2 separate regions of the Homo sapiens genome follow, and region 1 is linked to region 2. A link is a loop called in an ENCODE intact Hi-C map of the cell type or tissue named here. Cell type or tissue: mammary epithelial cell. All regions are shown on one strand.

The links. Hi-C counts contacts between places; a loop is a spot of excess contacts. Peaks named below come from ENCODE experiments on the same cell type or tissue, not always from the same donor. Only the 100,000 strongest peaks of a DNase experiment are listed, where the experiment ranks them.
Region 1: a loop joins it to region 2, with 5 times the contacts of the local background. A loop is called at or near these places in 2 of 110 quality-filtered maps.

What each region holds. Positions count from the first base shown.
Region 1 is chr7:124,272,084-124,280,083 of GRCh38, forward strand. It overlaps LOC105375484 (a long non-coding RNA gene), which reads right to left. Exons shown (of 2, transcript NR_187949.1): 2 at 2,588-2,915. Among named protein-coding and RNA genes, the nearest start is that of SSU72L6, 200 kb to the right of the region's middle. In mammary epithelial cell, a CTCF peak has its summit at 4,123; no DNase peak of the experiment used is centred here.
Region 2 is chr7:124,762,722-124,770,721 of GRCh38, forward strand. GPR37 (G protein-coupled receptor 37) reads right to left here and starts at 3,071. Exons shown (of 2, transcript NM_005302.5): 1 at 1,233-3,071. The coding sequence starts at 2,255. RefSeq lists a silencer at 3,083-3,212. In mammary epithelial cell, a CTCF peak has its summit at 3,276; a DNase peak (open chromatin) is centred at 3,250; H3K4me3 peaks cover 1,938 bases; H3K27me3 peaks cover 628 bases.

The DNA.
Region 1 (8,000 bases), 490 kb before region 2:
TGGCCTTTATTTCCTCTTACTTTCAGTATCTAATAAAGTATAGCATCTTGAAAATGTGGCCTTCTAAATGCTAAACATTTGTTTTAACATATGATTTAACATATGTTGTAACATATGATAGTTTCAGGAATAAGTATTATAGTATAAAACCATGGTTGACCTTAGCAAGGAGAGTTTCAGTGGAGTGGTGTAAGTGGAAGACATAGTGAAGAGCGTAAAGCAATGCAGGAAAGGGTAAGGAAGTGGAGAATAGGTAAATTCAACATTTGTGAAAATTTGTTTGAGCAATGAAGAATAAATAAAAGTATAAATGAATGAGCGAATATACTATGTTGCACTCTATTACAGTTATAAAGTCTTTTACCTCCAGAGGCAGCAGCTTTACCAGTTACATTATACTTACTGAGTTTTTATTGAGGTTGTAGGTGCCAAAATTACAGATTTCCAGTGGAAGCCTAAGTTGTAAACTTTCTCTTTAAGCCTCCAGTTTAGTATCACAGGAATTATTCAAGAATAGACTAGCAACCTGATAAAGGGCTTATAAGGAGGTTAAATTATCTGGTGTGTATATTTAGTAGTGATAAACTCTATGATCTCTTTCAATTCTGAGATTCTATTATTTTATGGCTTAAGCAGTCATTCAGGCATAGAACCAATTTTGTTCCCTAAATTTATGGTCATTCTAATCACGTTCTCAAGTTATAAAGTGATAATACTATTGTGTGATTTACAGACTATTTGGTTTTATTTTACTTGGCTGAGCATATTTTATAAAGTGAGATTTAAGAGTTCTAGATTTTGATACCTGAAGCAGAAATTCAGACTGTCCACAAGTATTTAGTAGCTCCTTGTCCTTAAAATGCTTAAGTTTAATGGTGGATAAGACATAAAGCCCCAAAACATTTAAGTCAGTAATTTAAAAATGTTTTTACAATAGCACCTTTTCTCCTCAGTGAAGCACTATGCCATATTCTAGTGGTGCAGAAGTAATTGCGATTTTGGACTGTGAATTTTAAATCATTATATCTGGGCTCAAACACATCTTTATTAATTAAAATAGGAGCCATTACAATCAATGCATTTTTGCCAATGAGAAATGAATTTGTTTATCCCTGTAGTGTAAAAATCCACGCTTTGGGATTCAACAAACTCTTGGAGAGCACTTTCTGCATCCTGCTGGTTGTGGAAGCATTTTCCCTGCAAAAAGTTGTTGAGATGCTTGAAGAAGTGGTAGTTGGTTGGTGAAAGGTCAGGTGAATATAGCAGATGAGGCAAAACTTCACAGCCCAATTCATTCAAATTTTGAGGCATTGCTTGTGCGATGTGCAGTTGGGTGTTGCCATGGAGAAGAACTGAGCTCTTTCTGTTGATCAGTGCCGGGTGCAGACATTGCAGTGTTCAGCACATCTCATCAATTTGCTGAGCATACTTCTCAGATGTAATGGTTTTGCTGGGATTCAGAAAGCTGTAGTGGATCAGACTGGCATCCAACCACCAAACAGTGACCATGGCTTTATTTTGGTGCAAATTTGGCTTTGGAAAGTGCTTTGGAGCTTCTTGGTCCAACCACTGTGCTGGTCATCACCAGTTGTCGTATAGAATCTATTTTTTGTTGCATGTCACAATCTGATTGAGAAATGGTTTGTTGTTGTTGCACAGAATAAGAGAAGACAACACTTAAAATGACAATTTTTAAAAAATTTTTGGTCAGCTCATTGGCACCCACTTATTGAGCTTTTTCACCTTTCCAATTTGCTTCAAATGCCAAACAACCATAGAATGGTCGACGTTGAATTCTTTGGCAACTTTTTGTGTAGTTGTAAGAGGATCAGCTTCAATGATTGCTCTCAACTGACCATTGTCAACTTCTGATGTCCGGCTACTACGCTTCTTATCTTCAAAGCTCTCGACTCCTTTGCAAAACTTACTGAACTACCACTGCATTGTATGCCCATTACAGTCCCTGGGCCAAATGCATTATTGATGTGAGTTGTCTCTGTTGCTTTATGATCCATTTTGAACTTGAATAAGAAAATCACTTGATTTTGCTTTTTGTCTATCATCATTTCCATAGTCTAAAATAAATGTAAAATAAACAGCAAGTAACAGGTCATTAGCCAAAAAACATAAAGCGAGAACTGCACATTAAAATGATGTATAGCATAACCACATTTATTTAAGAACATATTCCAATATCAATCTGCAAATTTCAACAATGCAAAAATCACAATTACTGTTGCACCAACCTAATACATTTAGCAGATAAAAGAGAAACTGTTCTTGCTAAGGTAGAAAAAATGCACTCAGAGCCCTGTCTACCTAACTTCTTTATTTAAACTTTCACCCCAATCACACACTCACACTGCATACAAAAAGCAAACATATTCATACACATATATTCCTTAGGGCCCTGTAGAACATCATTTGAACATGACCAATTAACACTAAGTAAACAATGCAAGACAATTAATGATTAACTTACAAAACGAGTGGTATCATTCAGAGATGGAAGATATTAATATCCACAAGGGACATTTTATGGCCTGTGTATAATTTATCTATTGCTGTGTAATAAATGCCCTAAAACTTAGAAGCTTAAAAGAATAACATTTATTATCTTACAGTTACAGTGGGTTAGGAAACTGAGCATAGCTTAGTGCGGTCTTCCAGTTCAGGGACTCTTGCAAATCTTCAAGGTGCAGACAAGAGCTGCAGTCATCTCAAGTTCTACTGTACAGTATGTGCTCATAAGTTCTTTGTTTTTGATAGGATTCTTTCAATTCTGAGATTGCAGGATCATTCAAGTTCATTGCAGGACTTTGGATGGGGTACATCCATTCTTCTCTGACGATTGCTTGTCTCAGTTGCTTGCCAGTTGGGCCCTTCCATGAGGCAGCTCAGAGAATAGCAGCTGGCTTCATCATAGTGAAAGATAGCACAAAGGAGTATGAACAAGATGGAAGTCACCATTTCACAAATATAAAAAATCTATACATTTATAATCAATATTATTTAAGCTCTTAAACATGAGAAATGTTTTACCAGTTATACTGATTCAGGTGATTTTTGTGTTTAAAAACTTTTCAGACTTTTTGTATTTTTAGACTTTTTTTCTGTCCAGAAACTTAATGACTATTTGTCTTTAAAATATTCTACACTTCACATATCTAAGTTCTATGGAATATTTCATAAATTCGAAGGAGAAACAGGAAGTTGATGGGAGATGTGATGATGCCATTAAGCAAAGCTTAATGTCTTATGTTAAAGGTAATCACATTTCCCTCTTTGAGGTGTGTGCACTGACTCTATTCCTGCCATAATATTGAGTCCCACAACCACACACTGATGAAGAGCCGGAACCATTGTCAGGGGTACTTACTTATCACTTCAGAACAAATTATCCTAAAAAGAACGAGACCAGAAAGCAGGTTGCTGTGAATTGGATGTTGACATGGCAATGAGATAATGTGAAGTGAGCAGCTGTGGGTAATAGGATAACTGATACTAAGTGATCTACATGAATGTCATGCAAACAAGGCACACTTTGAAAACTGAGTTCTCTCTTGCATAACCCTTACTGAATTCCACACGCAGGATTTCTAAATGCAAGACAATGGAATTCTTTCAGAAGCACTTCAGTAATCATGCCTCATTTTCTCAAGGAGAAACAGAGAGCAGCAAATAAAAAGAGCTGCATTTTCCTAAAAGAAAAGAAAGTACTGGATTAATTAAGGGTTTGATGCTTTTCTTCTAATACTTTTCCTGAAACATCTGGAATCGCAGAGCTGGAAGGTAGTGTTAGGCCTTAAAATATTTTTGCCTTTCCAGAGAAGGAGTCTTTTTAAGAACAGAAAAGCCTGGGGACTGGGGTGAAATCTATTGCACAGGAATCCTTGGGCTGCCTCACCTCTCCAAGAGCTCTTTGCATGTTGCTTGGGACCAGCCTATAAATTTTATCAACATTCTCTCTCTCCTACTTTTGTCTGAATTTACATCATATTTTCCCCAATTTGGATCCTTACAATCCATCATTCACCATACTAGTGCATTCTACTGGCCACTACTGATTCTTCATACAACAGTTACTTTAATATATGTGGCTCAGTGTTGCCCCTAGTGGGAGATCTTGCTATTGCCTCCTTCCCACCTCCACCCTATGTCCTCCCACTCCACCACTCACATCCTGTTCCTTGTTGGTTGCCCGTTAGCTTTCTGCTGGACCCTCAAGAGACCACTGGAGCTCCTATCTGCACTGCACTGAAAATTGCCCGGCCTTGAAAAATATTGCCCTGCCAGTCTGCTCTTCCAAGGACTTAATGAGCCCCTTAAAAGTATTCTGTTTTTACTCTCCTTTGGAAAACTGACTTCAAACAGTCATACAAATTTTGATAGTGATATCTCTTCCCAGCTCCCTGAGATTTCCTTGCTTCAAAAGGCAAGGCCCTTTAATGTTACAGCTTTCTTATCCCTCCCTCTGTGTACAAGATTTAAGACATTGCTTAGGGGAAAGCCCGTGTGGAGTATTTCAACCCTGATTATCGTCACATTCTAAGACATGGTGCTTTCAGGTGCTGGAATAAGGGACATGCCACTACCCCCATAAATCTTTGGATTTCTTGTGTCTTGCATACAATTACGTTCTTTAGGAAAAGAGCCCAGATTTGTTGTTTCTGTAATCATGTTTCTGCTGTCCTCAGAGTCCTACAATGACCACTCATAGTACAGTTAATTCCTGGAGGACAAAGTCACTCAGGCACATGCTTGATATGGGTTGGCTGTGTCCCCACCCAAATCTCATTTTGAATTCCCACGTGTTATGGGAGGAACCCAGTGGGAGGTAGTTGAATCATGGGGGCAGGTCTTTCCCCTACTGTTCTCATGATAGTCAATAAGTCTCACGAGATCTGATGGTTTTAAAAAAAGGAGAGTTTCCCTGTACATCTCTCTTCTCTTGTCTTCCATCATGTGAGACATGCCTTTCACCTTCCACCATGATTGTGAGGCCTCCCCAGCCATGTGGAATCGTAAGTCTAATGAACCTCTTTCTTTTGTAAATTGCCCAGTCTCGGGTATGTCTTTATCGGCAGAGTGAAAATGGACTAATACAATGTTCTAAGGTTTTCTACCTCTCTTTATCTTAAAGAGTAAAACCTATAAGGTTAAATACTATATTGGGTGGCTCAGAAAGTTAGAAAGCAATGGGAAATAAAGTACTAATGTAAAAAGGATTTTGAAGAGATATCCCAACATGAACTATAGTCAATAGGAAAATGGCATGGTCAAGGTGAAGATTGAGATATGCTTCAAAGGAAGAGCAGTTGACTAAGAATAGGAACAGGCAGGAGGGATGAATAACCATATATATCTATGTGATTTGAGCACTCAATATAGGCTAAAGACACTGACTCTTGTTCATTGTAATAAAAAGACAATATTTTTGTGTGTTCTTAGAAAATTAATGGCTTTACAATTATGCAGTCTGTTTTTGGAATGTCAAGTTGAATACTTCACAGTAAGAGAAGAAAAACAAGTTAGTTCGTAACTCAGGAGAGTGGTGTAATGGGAAATTTCATCCTTTGTATAATGCATATTATTGTGGTTTTTGAAATCCAAAATATTGAAATAAATCTCTCTATATCCATATGCAACTATCTATTCAGAAGGAGACTACATCAGGATATAAATACAATTAATTCATTACAAAGAACAAAAAAACTTTTAAAGGCAGACATTTGATGTTTTGCCCATTCTTTTCATTTGTAAGTACATGTAATTTATGACACTGTCAAAGGTCTTCAGAGAAACAGAAACAATAGAATGTGTAGATAGGTAGGTAGGTAGCTAGCTAGCTAGCTAGATAGATACGGATATAGATATATAGATATAGATATAGATATAGATGAAGATATAGATAGATTTATTTTAAGGAATTGTCTCACATAATTATGGAAACCAGCAAGTCCAAATTCTTCAAGATGGGGAGGCAGTCTGAAGGCTGTCAGGCGGGAGATTCAAGAAAAGATGATATTGCAATTCAAATCCAAAGGGACTCTGCTGCAGCATCCACTCTTGTTGAGGGTAGGACAGTTCTTTTTTTTTTTTAATCTGGACATTCAATTGATTGAATGAAACCCACCCACATTACATAGAGTAATCTGCTTTACTCAGAGTCCACCAGTTTAAATGTCAGTCTCATCCAAAATGTCCTCACAAAAACATACAAAATAATGTTTGGCAACGTAATCTGGGTACCATGCCTAACCTAGATGACACTCAAAATTAACTATTAGAGACACTTGGTTTCATATATATATATATATATATATATATATATATATATGAAACATATATATATATGAAACATATATACATGAAACTATATATATGAAACATATATATGAAACATATATGAAACATATATATATGAAACCAAGTGTATATATGTATGTATATATCCTGTAATCCTAATGATAGTGGATAAGTCATTCAGCTCATTTTTCCAGTCCGCAGTCTTATGTATAATGAGAAGACAAGATTTTTAAGTTTCATCCTATTCTAACCTTACCATGTCCTTTTCCCTAATACAGTGTCTTTCTCATTTTTCTACCCCTCTTCCCCACAAAGATAATTTTTTTTTTTGAGGTGGAGTCTCTCTCTGTCACTCAGGCTGGAGTGCAGTGGCGTGATCTTGGCTCACTGCAACCTCTGCCTCCTGGGTTCAAACAATTCTCCTCTTGACTAGCTGGGAGTACAGGCACGTGCCACCATGCCCAGCTAATTTTTTATACTTTTAGTAGAGATGGGGTTTAACCATATTGGCCAGGCTGGTTTTGAACACATGACCTCAAATGATCCACCCACCTCAGCCTCCCAAATTGCTGGGATTACAGGTGTGAGCCACAGTGCCTGGCCTCCCACAAATATAATTTTATAGATATATAACTGTTCCAGCAGAAGCAGGTGATAATTAATGGATCTAATTGTAAGAGGCTGACACCAATGATGGCTCGTTTTTATCTATGTGAAGATAATATTCTCATCCATTGTTGGAAGAATGTTTGAGCTGAGTTGCCTTTTAATACATGCTGATAGGCTTGAGCTCTCTTATCCTCATTTTATCAACGGGTTTACCTTAAAGCGAAAAGTACACATAATGAGAACACTTGCTATTATTTTAGTATAGGCTGTGCCTTTAGAACAGAGATAACTGGCATCTGGGAAATTTAAAGACCTTATTCACATTAGAGCTGTGTTCTCTAATCAACTGAGTGTGCGAGGCTAATGATCTAAGGTTTGTCTGCATGGCTATCTCACTAGGATTCATGGAAAAAAATAGCTTACTAATTAAAATACCAATCTCAAAAGGCATAATGATGTTAAACAGATCCTATCAAAATTTGTAACTTCAGACATGAACACTACATGCAAAGTTGCTAAGAGCACTTGGCTTTTCTGAATTAAGGAACAGAAAAGTAGGGCATTAGGAAGTATAAGTATAAACTTATTTAAATTTCACAATTATTAATACATAGTCCTATGTTTCTTATGTTTGCAAATAAGTTTCTGCTGTCACTAATCAGAAATGGTAATGACCAGTATGTTTTAAAAAAACAAAGTGAACTTTTCTTCCTAGAGTGCAAGGGCATCACTGAAGGTTGAGCCAGTGCCACACAGATGCTTGGCTCTGGGGATTTCCCTAAGACTCTGCCCTGTGCATACATCCTTGGACTCACTGTCTTCATAAATAGCTTAATTGTCTTAGTGGGAAAGCATGTGAAGCAGCTGGAAAGATTTCTTAAAAAGGATTATCGGCTGGGTGCAGTGGCTCACACCTGTAATGCCAGCACTTTGGGAGGCTGAGGCGGGTGGATCATGAGGTCAGGAGATCGAGACCATCCTGGCTAAAACGGTGAAACCCCATCTCTACTAAAAATACAAAAAAAAAAAAAATAGCCGGGTGTGGTGGTACATGCCTGTAGTCCCAGCTACTTGGGAGGCTG
Region 2 (8,000 bases):
TGTCAAGATAACAGAGGGTCTTATTTACTGTCTCCAGCTTTGGTCCGTCTAAGTAGGTACTGTTTTCTGTTTACTTATCCCCCAGCTTTAGGCCTGGAACAATGTTGAACATAGTGTCACAGGCCCTGGTGCCAGACAGGATCAGGGGCTGCGGAATATTTACAGTTTCCCTTCTTCTGCTTCCATAAATGAAATGGACAGTCTGAATGGAGAAAATCAAGGGCCAGCTGGCTAAAAACACAACTGGCAGCAAAACAGTTGGGCCCCTTCCAAGAGCTGGTGTTTAAAGAGAGGCCATTTAAAGAGCAAAGTCCACCTACCACAATAGTGGGCCAGGACACTAGCTGTAGGATGAAACAATGCAATTTCACTCAAAATGATTTTTGTTTCCAAAGTTTGGAAACTAGATGTGCCCCCTTCTTCCCAAGAAATTTTCTAGTCTTAGGGTCAATCCCTTAAAATAGCCAATCTTTCCACCCATAACAAATAACAAATGTATAACTTTGAGAATGTTAAACAAATTATGTGCCACGCTGGCCAAAGTCTTATTTTTGCTTAAGTTCACGCAAACACACAAAAATAAAATTAAGAAACCGAGATGGGAAAAGACAGGAACAAAAAATGACTTAAGAATTTAGATGGGATAGCATGGAAGACAGTCAGACACTTAAACTAATTTGAGAGGTTATTAATATATCATGAGGCCAACTGACAAACACAATTTTCTTTCTTTCTTTCTTTCAATAAAATGTTACTCCAACTTTGCTGTTTAAGAAAAAATGCAATAATCTTCTTGGGGGAAAACTCACATTGAAGCACTTGGTAACTAGTACACAAATGCTAATGTTTTTTTTTTTTTCCTTGTAGGCTCTGATGATGACAACCTTAGGCTGGCCATTTACTTAACCCTAAAATCTCTGACAAGTGCCAAATCAGAAATACGCATAACACCATATTCAGGGAGATAGATTTATACTCCAAACAATTCTGTATATTGTGAGATCATCCTTTTTTTACAGCCCAGGAGCAGATGAATTTGAAGGTGATTTCGCGAAGCTGCCTCTTTTTGTATATACATACATGCATAAATGATTGGAAAGAGAAATGAAAGAGGGCCCCAGATAAAAAGGAAAGGCGTTCAGCTAGATAGGTGCATCCAGCAGCAGTTCTCTGATGCTATAATCCCGAAAACAGATAAAGCCACTAGCTTGAGAGCCCCTGGAAGGCATTACCTCTATATAGGGCACGATCTTGCAGGAGAAGTCCTCCAGCAGCCACTTCTTGGTCAGCTCGTGGAAGATGACCAGCGGAAGGCAGAAGAAGATGATGAGAAAGTCCCAGAAGGCCAGGTTGGCCAAGAGGGAGTTGGAGATGCTCCGCATGTAGTAGTTGTGGCACACGATGCACATCACCGCCAGGTTGCCAATGATGCCGGTCCCGAAGATCACCACGGACAGACACATGACCGCGTAGGCTCCATAGGACTCCTGGGTCAGCGGGTAGAAGGGGTTCTTCAGTCTCACACGCCGGTTCGTGCTGTTTCCCCGGCGGGGACCCCCAGGCTCATGGATTCCTTCACCCAAGGATCCATTCTGGGCCAGCGCCCGGCCCGGGAGTGCAATTGTCCACCCTTCGTGCCCCGCCAGTCCATTGGCCGTCTTGGACAGGGGCTTGTGGTGGGAACCCTGGAGTTTCCCGGCTCTCCTTGGCCAGTAAAAAAGATCGCTGGCTCCGGGGACTGTCTTCACACTCTGCTCCTGGCTACGCCCGGAAATGCCAGCGCCTCTGGGACCCTTCTCTTCCTCCTCTGAGATCTGAAGGAAGAGCTGGAGGGCCGTGGGGTTCCCTCTCCCCAAAGTTTCAGAAGGCTCCTGACCCCGAGCACCTTTCCACCTCCAGGGGCCAGGTGGCCTGGTTGGAGGTCCCGGGGGTCCGGCTGCCGACGCCTCCGCCCCTCTGCCTGCAGCCGGGTCACGGCCCGGGGCCGCCGGCAGGTCCCAGGAGGGTCCCGCAAGAAACGCTGCCCCCTGCTCCTCCCTGGGTGCTCGGGCTCGCAGAACGTCTCTTGCAGAATTTCCCGGTCCCCAGGCGTCCCTGCCGCGGCGCTGGATCACTGTAGGTGCACAGCTCTCCCCCAGACAAGTTTCGTTTCTGGACGCAGGGGCGACCCCGAGGGCAGAAGAGGCAGACACCTTGAGCAGTAGCAGAAGCAGTAGCCGCGACATGCGGGCGAGAAGCGCGCCCGGGGCTCGCATGGCTTGGTGAGGGCACACCCGGCAGCCGCAGCTCCTGCTTAGTTAGGATCGACACCTGCTGCCGAAGTTGCTGCTGAGAGTTAGGCACATGTCACATACTCACCCCCGCCCGGGTAGCGGGGAACCGGAGATTAGGGTGATAGCGGAAGATCGGTCTTGGGGGTCACACACACGCCCCCTATAATCCTTCCTCCTTTGGCATCTTGTGCATTTCTCAGCCAAGTTGAGTCCCAGCAAGGTATGCCCTCCAAGGTTCCTAGAGGGAATAGGCTACTCCCGGTGGCTGACCTTGAAAAGTTGCAATCAACACCTGACTGTTGATTACTGTTGAGACTCGGGGGAGCCCAGACGAAGCCCCACACTCCTCACTGCCTTTGGGTGGGGGTGGTGGCCTTCTTGGTAACAGTTGCTCTGCCTATTTACATCCTTTCGACAGCGTTTGATCCAGTTGCAAGCCGAGGTCTCTAGAGGAAAAGAAAAACAAGTCCCCCTCCCCCAGACGACTCGCAGTCACAACCCCGCTCCCAGCTCGCTGGAAACACGTTGCAAACAGTCCGAAGCAGCGCTGATGCGCCGGCGAAACTCTTGCCCCACCTAACCCCAGCGACTTGCGAGCCTACTGCTGCCGAGGAGAAGCGGGATTCCAACCCCGCGGCCACTGCCAAAGTTGCTTCTCCTCCAGCTCAAAGTTGACGACGGGGCGAAGCAGGCTGCTGGACGGCGTGCCGCCGCAGAGAAGGAAATCGTGGGGAGAAGGGGGAGAAGAGGGCGCCGCTCGTCGGTGGACAGTGCCGCTAGCCGCGGGAGCTAGTCACTGCCACAGCGGGCTCAGCCCGGACGGGAAGGGTGGTGCCTGGAACCGCCGCGGGCCAGGCAGTGCGCGGCCGGGAAGGGGAGGTGGCCCGGCCTCGCCCCCGCGCTCCAGCCGCTGCGCGCGCCCGCGAAGCTCGACTCTCGGCTCGTTGCCTCCTCCCACTCCTTCGCCTCCTCCTCGGAGAGATACTGGTTTGTGGGGAGACGGGATCCCCTGGTGGTTCACCACTCACTAAACCCACACACGTTTCATTCAAGCCATTTGTAGCGGCTTCCACTCGGAGGAGCTGGGAGGGAACAAGGGCGGAGGCGCGGAGCCTGCGCGGCTCGAGGCTAGGGATGGGCGGGACAGGTTAATTCCCCAGCTGTCGAAACCAGCCTGACAGGTCCCCGAGCCCGGGCTAGGGGCGGGTGCGGGGCGGGAGTGGGGGGTGGGGGTGGGAACGGGAATATGAGAGCGGTCGGGGGAGGGAAGAGAGGAGGGTAGCAGGGGAGTGAGCAGCAGGGTCCCCTCCAATCTGTTGCGGCTGATGCGCATGCCCAGGTCTCAGCTCTGGGGGGCGAGGGGCGGGGCGGGGGAGGGGCGGACGGGGGTTGGGCCGCGGGGAGTAAGAAGGTGAAACCTCACCTCCTCAGGTATTCCCTAGAGATAGGAGAGAATGGGAGCTCAGAGGTGTCAGTCATAGAGAATTACCAGTTCCAGGATTGAGATGCAGAGCGAGAAAGCTCAGGATGCACCATTACCTTTAACACTGAGTTGGGAAGCATCCTACCATGGGTTACTTCGTACCACCCAGAGCATAGTGAGGTAGTTGTATTTGATGAAGTAGTGGGAAATGACTGGAGGCAGAAAATTACTCGAACAGCACTCCCAGCACGGCTGTCCATGCCTTTCCAACCTTTCTACTATATCCCACAACCCTGTCAAAACTGTCAGGGCATAGCTAATAAAATAGACAAATTAATGAAGAGAAAATGATAGAGGAAGAAATAAACACATTCTGAATTTTTTTTTTAAACAGAGTCTTGCTGTGTCGCCCAGGCTGGAGTGCAGTGGTGCGATCTCGACTCACTGCAACCTCCGCCTCCCCGGGTTCAAGCGATTCTCCTGCCTCAGCCTCCCAAGTAGCTGAGACTACAGGCACCCGCCACCATGCCCGGCTAATTTTTTTTGTATTTTTAGCAGAGACGGGGTTTCACTATGTTGGCCAGGCTGGTCTTGAGCTCCTGACCTCGTGATCCGCCCGCCTCGGCCTCCCAAAGCGCTGGCATTACAGGCGTGAGCCATCACACCCGGCCTGAATTTTTTTAAAGCAACACATCTAGAGAGGCAGGAGAAAACACAATGGAACATATGATACCAATTGTGGTAAATAGAATAATGCCCCCCCAAAAAAATGTCCGAATCCTAATTCCTAATACCTGTGAGTATGTTACCTTACAGAGCAAAAGGGATTTTGCCAATGCAATTCAGCTAAGACTCTTGAGATGGGGAGAGTATCGTGATTATCCAGGTGGGTACACTATAATCACAAGAGCCCTTACAAATGAGAGGCAGGAGGGTCAGAGTAAAAACAAACACAAGCCAAGTGATGTGGGCAATCTCTGGAAGCTAGAATGGGCATAAAAAAGGATCTACTAGCCCATTTGAGACTTCTGACCTCCATAACTGTAAGATAATGAATGTGTGTTGTTTTAAGCCACAAAATTTATGGTTATTTGTTGCAGTAGCAATAGTAAACTAATACACCATTAAATCTAAAAATGGAGACAACAGGAATAATTGTATAGAAAAACATAAACTACCAAAAATAGTTCAAGAAGAAAATTTTCAGAAACTGTAATCGAACTATAACATTAAAGAAATCAAATCATTCATCAAGATCTACCCAGAGGAAAGTGCTAGACCTTAGCATATCCTGCGGAATAAATATACATTTATACAAAATGTTTTAAAGCTACTCAGTTCATTTTGTGAAGGCAGAATAACCTTAATGTCAAAATCAGACAAAGCCAGAAATAGGAAAAAATATAAGCTAATAGCACACATTCATTTGTACATTAATTCATTCATTTATATACACTAACTCATTCTCTCAAATTCACTACTTCATTAAAGAAATATTCTGCTCAAGTTACTTAGGTCAGAGCAGTGAATAAAATAAAGTTCTGCTCTCACTGAATTTATATTTTCTTGTATACTCATAAAAAGGACAAACTAGGCTTATGTGTATCACCAAGACTGAATCTCAGAAACATAAATGTAAGGGAAAAACGTAGAACTTGATGTGTTAACTATATAATGCTACCATTTGTGTAGCTCTTAAAATGCACATAAAACAATTTGATAATCATACATGGTGTATCATATAAAATATGTGAATGGAATAAATACAGATCAACTTCAGAATATTAGTCACCTCAGGAAATAGAAGAATGGTCATGGGATGGAAGGAAGCTTCTACTCTAACTGTAGTATCTTGTTTCTTTAAAAAAAATTTAGAAGAGGGAAATCTGGATTAATAATGAAACAGGAAAAATAAGTTGCCAAAATGAAACAGTGATATAGCTTCCCTTCTCATCTCATTAGCTTAGAGTTTAAGTTACACATGTAAGATATGTTTCTATCCTTTTTACTCTAGACCACATAAATGTGTCACTAATCTCTATCACTACACAGAAAGGAATCAAAGCTAAACAGGGAAAAATCCCTTTACCTGCTCCCTTAGAAGCTCCATTGTAATTCACACATGCTTGGCCCAGAGTTGGGCATCATTCTTAAAGTGGTGGGCTATAGAACTCAGGTACCATGCTTGGAGAGTGGCTGGGGAAAGGCCTGAAGGAGGAGCTACCTGTGTTTGTCTGTGGTGGTATCTCATTCATGAGTGGTCCCTTCCTTAACCTGAACAATGATGCCTACCTACTTGGATGGTTGCCAAGTTCTGGTTCTCTAACTTATTCGGACCATGAATAAAACCAAAGAGCTCCAGCTACTCTATTGGAGCCCAGGTCAATATCAATTATTTATAAAATTGTGTTTCCAAAAATATCAATTATTTATATTTTTGGAAACACAATTTTCTCATCTGTATAATAAGGATACTAATACCTACTCTCAGCTCTGCTCACCCAAGTTGTTATGTGGATTAGGTAGATATGAAAAGACTACATAAAGTATAAAATATTTATTACTGTTGCTCTTGGTAGTTCAACTTTGTTTTTAGTGAAATTTAAATGCTGTCAAAAACACATAATCCTTGAAAAAGAATATGCTTGGTAAATAAAAGTGTAAAGTAATAGGTTTATAAGAAAATTTAGAATGCATTCCCTGCAAAAAGAAAAACACACATCTTCAAATATTTTTCCAAAGCTTAGCTCAGCTGTAACTATAAATTTTAAATGGAAATAGTCACATCTCATTCATTTGTGTAGATTCTACTTTAGAAATATAGATCAGAAAAGGAATTAGCTAATCATTGTCTGGTTTACATCTGAGGCCATTTATCTGTACAAAGAAAACTGATTTGAACATGGATTTTTTTTCCTGTGTCAGCATTTCACAAGGTTTATAATACATACTATTGATTTTTTTAATAAAAAAAGAACATGTAAATTATTACCTGCCTTGGCATTTTTATAAAATCTATTACACTTCATTTGGTGTTTGGTGTGCTGAAATAACACACATCACAGAATGAGAGAAATTACTATTTCAAGTTTTAAGATACATCGTTGAACAGAAGCTTTACCCAGCACACAATTCACTTATCAAATAATTTTCTTTCTTTTTTGCCTCAGATAATTCAAAAGGGTCATTTTTTCTGAAAGAAACTGTAACATACCACCAATAGATTATTATTTTCTGAAATTCAAAATTTGTCTGTTTTCCAAATAGTTTGTGGTTGCAGCCTTTCTGTCACTGAATTATTAATTGTTAGTTTGGAAGCCTCCATTGATCACCTTCATTAATCACCTCTCTCTTTTGCCATATATAAGAGCCAAATTATCATTAACGGGTGGGAAATGGCACTGCTTGGAATATAATATCAATATGGTTATGTCTACCTTAAAAATCAAATATCAAAATTAAAGTACTTAAAATTTAAAATAAAACAACAATAATCAAAATAGTCTTTTATTTATTCCAGACAAAAATGTAGACATTGGGCTACATAAAATATGTTTGAACCATACTTGGACCAGCACACTAATTGCATAGCCAAGTCCTTTGGGTTTTGTTGGATTCGGTTTGTTGTTGTTGTTGTTGTTGTTTGTAAAGAAACTTGAATGCAAAAGGGTGAAACTGAAGATGAATTAACACAAGCATAACCAAACATTCTCAACCTTTCATAATTCTTTATAGAAATAAATGCTTGTGAAATGCACCCCTACCTTTTGATCAACATCCTTTTTGAAGCAAAGATAATTTGGATACTTAGTTGGCCCTCAGCCAATAGCAATGTAGCAGGAGATCAGACCATCTCAGGCTTCAGCCTCTCATGACTTCTCAAATTGTGTATTTTCCCTAGCAAGCACATTAATTGTAAATCTTCCAAAAATCATAGTAAGCTGAACTTTTTAACAATTATCCAAAATAAATGTGATATAAAGATACATTTTATTGTATCTTTATAATACCAAAATAAATGTGATATAAAGATATACCAAAATAAATGTGATATAAAGATACATTTTACTTCCTTCTCCCAGAATTTGGGTACAAGCTGTATGCTATATCAATAAGATTCCTTCTGAGACTGTTTAAACCAAATCATCTTATTCTATATTGTTGCTCCATCTCTGACCAAGCATTATTATTTAAATTAGTTTTCTGTGTAATGTTGATACTGGATAATACACTAGAATAAATGCAAGTCAAGCCAAATTGCAGAAGTGTCAGCCTGGTTCAAATAACAAAGGCTAGCAAATTGG